Regions from separate parts of the Mus musculus genome. Here region 1 is linked to region 2. The links are chromatin loops, found by intact Hi-C in ENCODE. Cell type or tissue: heart. All regions are shown on one strand.

The links. Peaks named below come from ENCODE experiments on the same cell type or tissue, not always from the same donor. Only the 100,000 strongest peaks of a DNase experiment are listed, where the experiment ranks them.
Region 1: it touches region 2 in a loop (5-fold over the local background); 4 of 42 quality-filtered maps call a loop at or near these places.

The regions. Positions count from the first base shown.
Region 1 is chrX:107,815,380-107,817,879 of GRCm38, forward strand. It overlaps 2610002M06Rik (RIKEN cDNA 2610002M06 gene), which reads right to left and starts at 955. Exons shown (of 8, transcript NM_025921.3): 1 at 756-955. The coding sequence starts at 771. Tent5d (terminal nucleotidyltransferase 5D) reads left to right here and starts at 1,098. Exons shown (of 6, transcript NM_001163104.2): 1 at 1,098-1,262. In heart, a CTCF peak has its summit at 1,025; a DNase peak (open chromatin) is centred at 942; H3K4me3 peaks cover 1,571 bases; H3K27ac peaks cover 1,043 bases.
Region 2 is chrX:109,075,203-109,077,702 of GRCm38, forward strand. No RefSeq gene overlaps it. Among named protein-coding and RNA genes, the nearest start is that of Sh3bgrl, 19 kb to the right of the region's middle. In heart, a CTCF peak has its summit at 1,369 (motif pointing left); no DNase peak of the experiment used is centred here.

The sequences.
Region 1 (2,500 bases), 1.3 Mb before region 2:
AAAAATTACAGCAACATGGAGCTTCTGTGATGGAATTTAAGTAGTGAAAAAGAAAAAGAAAGCCAAATTGTGTTCATGACGTCACCAGGAAGCTTTATTCTTAGCCCCTACTAATTGCCCAAGTGGCCAGACAGGTTTGGCTGATGGACTTTATGGCTTCAGGAATAACCTGAATTTCCTCAAGTGTTAAATTAGAATGCAGCGGGAACAGAAAGCGAGCACAGTTAGTTCGGAGGGTTCGTAGCAATCGCTCAACCTCATCACCAGTCACCTGCAGTCATTAAAGGGCAGTTCGCCAAAAGCAGTTTGTCCACGTACGCTTTGAGAACCTACACCTCCGCCTGGAGCCATAGGCAAACTCCAGTCGCCTCCCCTAGGTCCTGGCACCATTCCCTGTCAATTTCAAAGAGGCCAAAAATTCACTGATAAGGCAGGTGACAGAAATCCTCAACAAGGGGCGGTACGGGCTCAATTATCTCTGTCTGTCCACTGGCTCCTCTGACCCTCCCCACATTCGAGGATGGCAGCGGAGGCGGAGGCGGCGGCCGCAGCGAGGAGGAGGGTGAAAAATAAAAAAAATAAAAAAAAGGCCAACCCCAGGCCGCTGGAGCCTACCCATCCGCATCACAGCTCCCTCGCCCCACGTGCGGGCCCAAAGGGTCAAGCCCCTGGGCGTGTCCCCAGCACCCCTGCCTTCGCCCCCCCCTCCCCAGCCCCCAAGGCCCTGGTAGCATCTTGACCAACAGAAAGGATACTCTCCATGTTCGACATGATCTCTCGAGTTCACCGGGCGGGAGGAGGGGGAGGGGCAGGTAACACGCGGGACAGGGGCTGGACCCGCGAGTTGTGGGTCGCTTGGGCGCGCGGAGGGTGGCGGTTGTAGCGGGTTTCGAGGGATCCTAGCCCACTTCCTGTTTCGGTTTAGAACCCGTGGTGGGTGGAGTCCCACGAGCTAGAGAGGCGGGACTGGGACGACGCCAACATGGCTGCAGTGAGTCGCTTCGGTTAGGATGGCTCTGGTCGCTTGGGGGCGGTGGAGTCCGAGAGCTGAAGCTTAGGTCCCTCCCACTTAGATGCTTCACGTGCGCTCAGGATAACTGCGCTAAACCTGGTCCGGCATCCCACCGGACTTCTAGTTCTTTCTTTTGTCAACCTGGACGCCGCTTAGCCTTCCGCCCACCTCGTACCTCAGATTTCACACAGTCCTGGTCGTCCCTCATCCCTTTCTCTCAGAGCTTAAGTCTTAAAGGGTGAAGACAAAGGTATAGGACTTTTAAAGTACTTTTTAAAAATTCTGACAGTGTAAAAGAACGGCTCGAGGGGTTAGTGTGGTGGGTAATGTTGAGGTTTTTTAAACAATCTTGAACCTTAGAGTTGTAGGGTTGAAGGGGAAGGAGGAAAAGTCCGGCTCTACTTGAGAGGTAATGTTGCTTCGAAATTTTTTCTCATATTAGTTGGTTTAATTTTATTTTTCTTAAGCACAGCTGATGTATGGTCTAAAATTAATATAAAATCTCTATAATGGGTGGGAGCAGTAATGGGGGTGGTCGTAGATAGAGCTTGGCGTATTTTACGTTCCTTTGACTTTCAGAAATGTCCAGAGGTGGATTTATTAGAAGCACTCTCTGGACTTAGGAAAAGAGGGAATTTTAAGCAGATTTGTGGCATTTCAATTTTAGTGTCATAGAAATTACATATATTACTCTGAAAGTTAGTGTAATTGTCGTAATTGCTAAATCTCAGAAGTTTGTCATTTACCTCATTCTTAAATTCAACCTGTGGAATTATGTGCACAATGCCATACACTTTTTATCCTTAGGATTATTTCTTTTTTTTTTTTTTAACAAAACTGGCTTTAAAAGTGAATATTTTATTATTTTGTGTTAATGATAGTTGGTAAAAAGCTTCAGACTGTTTTCTAACTGTCCGTGTTTCATTAAAAGAAAAAGAGAACCCTTGCTCAATACAAAGTTCTGGGAAGTACAGTCTAGAAATCATTTCAATAGGCAGAACCGTGTAAAGGTTATTTTTAGGTTTGCATCTCACTTTATAGTTGGAGAACAAGACTTATGAAACTGAAAGCTTTGGAAATTTCATCAGTTCTCTGTGTGCCTTAAACAGTTGCCTTCATTGCTGGAAAACTACCTTTGGGGGTTAAAGGTAAAGATATCTGTCTGGAAAGACTTTCCCTTAGCACTTACTATTTTTAACATCATTCCTTCAGTAAAACCATAAATACTAGAACAACCTACCAAAACTTAAACATATGTGAGTTTTAAAATGCTGTTGTTAGAGTTATAGGTATGCAATGTATAAAAATAAACGTTAAATTAAAATTTTTTTCAAACGATAAACTTTTTCAAGAAGTATCTCTTTTATAAGGTCCTTGTTTATAGAGAGTGTTTGCTGCTGCTGTCTGTCTTAAGTAAAAAACAAAACAAAACTGTTATCGTCTGTACTAAACACCTAGAAGGTATTTTACGTTTATGAGGTCTTTTAT
Region 2 (2,500 bases):
AGTGTGTTACTTACAGAATCATTAAAAAGAAGTTATGTGTTGACTGTACACTACATTACTGCCTTGCTAAAAGCAATAACATGCATGATCTAATAGCTTTATCATTTTAGGAGTTGGGTAATATTATTATGACCATTCTGCACAAAAAGTAGAAGCTGAATTTTATAATAATTAAATCTAGTCCAAAGTCATAAGACAATCTCTAGATCCATGAACTTGATCATTACACTGACAATCTGTAAAATGTGTTTGGGAGAGTCTTGGGAAAGACTAAATATGAATTATGCTATTTAGAAAATAGAATTTTTCTCAAGGCACCAAGACTCTTAATTAGTACTATTGGGAGGAGAAATCAGGAAAATATGAAAATTATTATAACTGAAAATTTATCAACTTCCTTTACCATAAATCAAAATTTTTTGTTTTGTCTTGTTTTTGGAAAATCACAAAATTCTGTAATAGTAACTTGTGCTGGCTAGCCTTATATTAACTTGACACAAGCTAGAGTTATCTGAAAGGAGGGAAACTCAATTGAGAAAAATGTCTTTGTGAGATCAGGTGGTAAGGCATTTTCTTAATTAGTGATTGAGGTGGGAGGGCCGAGCCCATTTTGGGTGGTGCCTCATCTGGACTGGTGGTCCTGTGTTCTATAAGAATGGAGGCTGAGCAAGCCTTGGGAAGCAAGCCAACAATCAGCACCACTCTAGGGCCTGTGAGTCAGCCCCTGCCTCCAGGTCCCTGCTCTGTTTGAGTTCCTGTCTTGACTTCCTTTGATGATGAACAGAAATTTGGAGTATAAGCCAAATCAACCCTTTCCTTCCCAGCTTGTCCTTTCTTCATAGTGTTTCACTACAGCAACAGAAGCCCTAAGACATAACAAAATAAAATATAAAATAAAACCTCAAAAAAAATCTATAAAGTGTATAGGAGGATAGGGGAGGGGAGTCACACCAGACTCTTTGGAAGAAATAAAACCTAAACTACTATCATTCTCCAGCACAGTGTTATTTAATCTGTTCTTATGGTAACTGAATTAACCTTTTCCTCCTGTGGAACCAATGGCACTGATGAAAGAGGATTGCACCAATAGCTTTTTGATCTAAGTATCAGATTTTTTTTCCCCTCCAAGTATCAGAATGTTTTGAAAACGGTTGTTGATTTTGCCAGTAATCCTATTATTTGATGAAACCCTCAATTATAAGTGCTCTGGTACAATGGATGACAGAACATTCTATCCTGTTGAAATTCTGTGGAGAGCTGGTTAAAAAAAAAAAAAAAAAAAAAAAAAAAAATTCTCGAAAAGTCTCTGCTTTCCTAGGTGCCAGACGTTTTTCTTCTATGAGCCAGTGGTGCCCTCTAGTGATTGTACCAATAAACCACAATTTGTATGTGGCCAGAACCCTGAACCCAATACTTATCTGGAAGTGTCCTAAGGTTGCTTTCTTCTCTTGCACATCACTTCATCCCAGGTGAGGAATAAAAGCGAAAAGTTACTCAGCAAAACATTGTATGTTAATTCATCTGAGCTCTACTGCTGATATTCTCATTTTCTTTATATTTGGCAAGAAGGAAAGGAAGTCCACCAAAATGCAGTGTGTGTGTATGTCTGTATGTGTGTGTGTGTGTGTGTGTGTGTGTGTGTGTGTGTGTGTGTGCATGCACACACGTGTTGTGAGTGTATGGGGTTTAAATATTTACATGTTGATGTGTGTGTGCCATATGCCTTGTCCTCCATATTTTAGAGAAGCCAGGAAGGAGGGCGTCAGGTGCTCTGACTGACGTGGCTCAACTCATGATACATGCAATAATCAAGGCTTTTGAAGACCAACAAGATTATTTTTATTTTGAAACAACCAACGTACTGTGTATTGAACACATAAAATTGTAACTGTACACACAATTCTAGTTAAATATACAGCTGAAATATGTGTATTATTTCTAGTTGGTTATCATCTGATGAATAAGTAATACACTGGAATTTTATTCAGCTCTAAAGAAAATAAAGTTTTCAGGTAAATCGATAGATTTAGACATAATAATTTTGAGTGAGATAACAGCCCCTAAAAGACAAACTTCTCATGTTTTTAGCATATGTGGAGAACACCTAATAGTTAAATTATGTTTAATTTGGCATAAAGGTAGAACCTATGAAAGCAGAAAGAGACCATGGGTGGGGTACAAGCAGAAAGGTCTTCGGGGAGGGTTGAAAATCATAAGTAGTATAAAGAGGAAAGGGTTGGAATGACAGTGGACTGGTTAATACTGTTTTTTTGTTTTTGTTTTTGTTTTGTTTTGTTTTGTTTTTTGACAAACTTGTCATGAACCAAGGTCATTTGGGAAGAAAAAAACCTCGCTGAAATCGCTTCTATCAGACAGGACTATAGGCAAATTTGTGGGAATTTCTTAATTAATGATTGATGCAGGAGGGTGAGTAATGCCACCCCTTGGCCAGTGGTCCTGAACTGTATAAGAAAGCAAACTGAGAACGACCTAGGAAGCA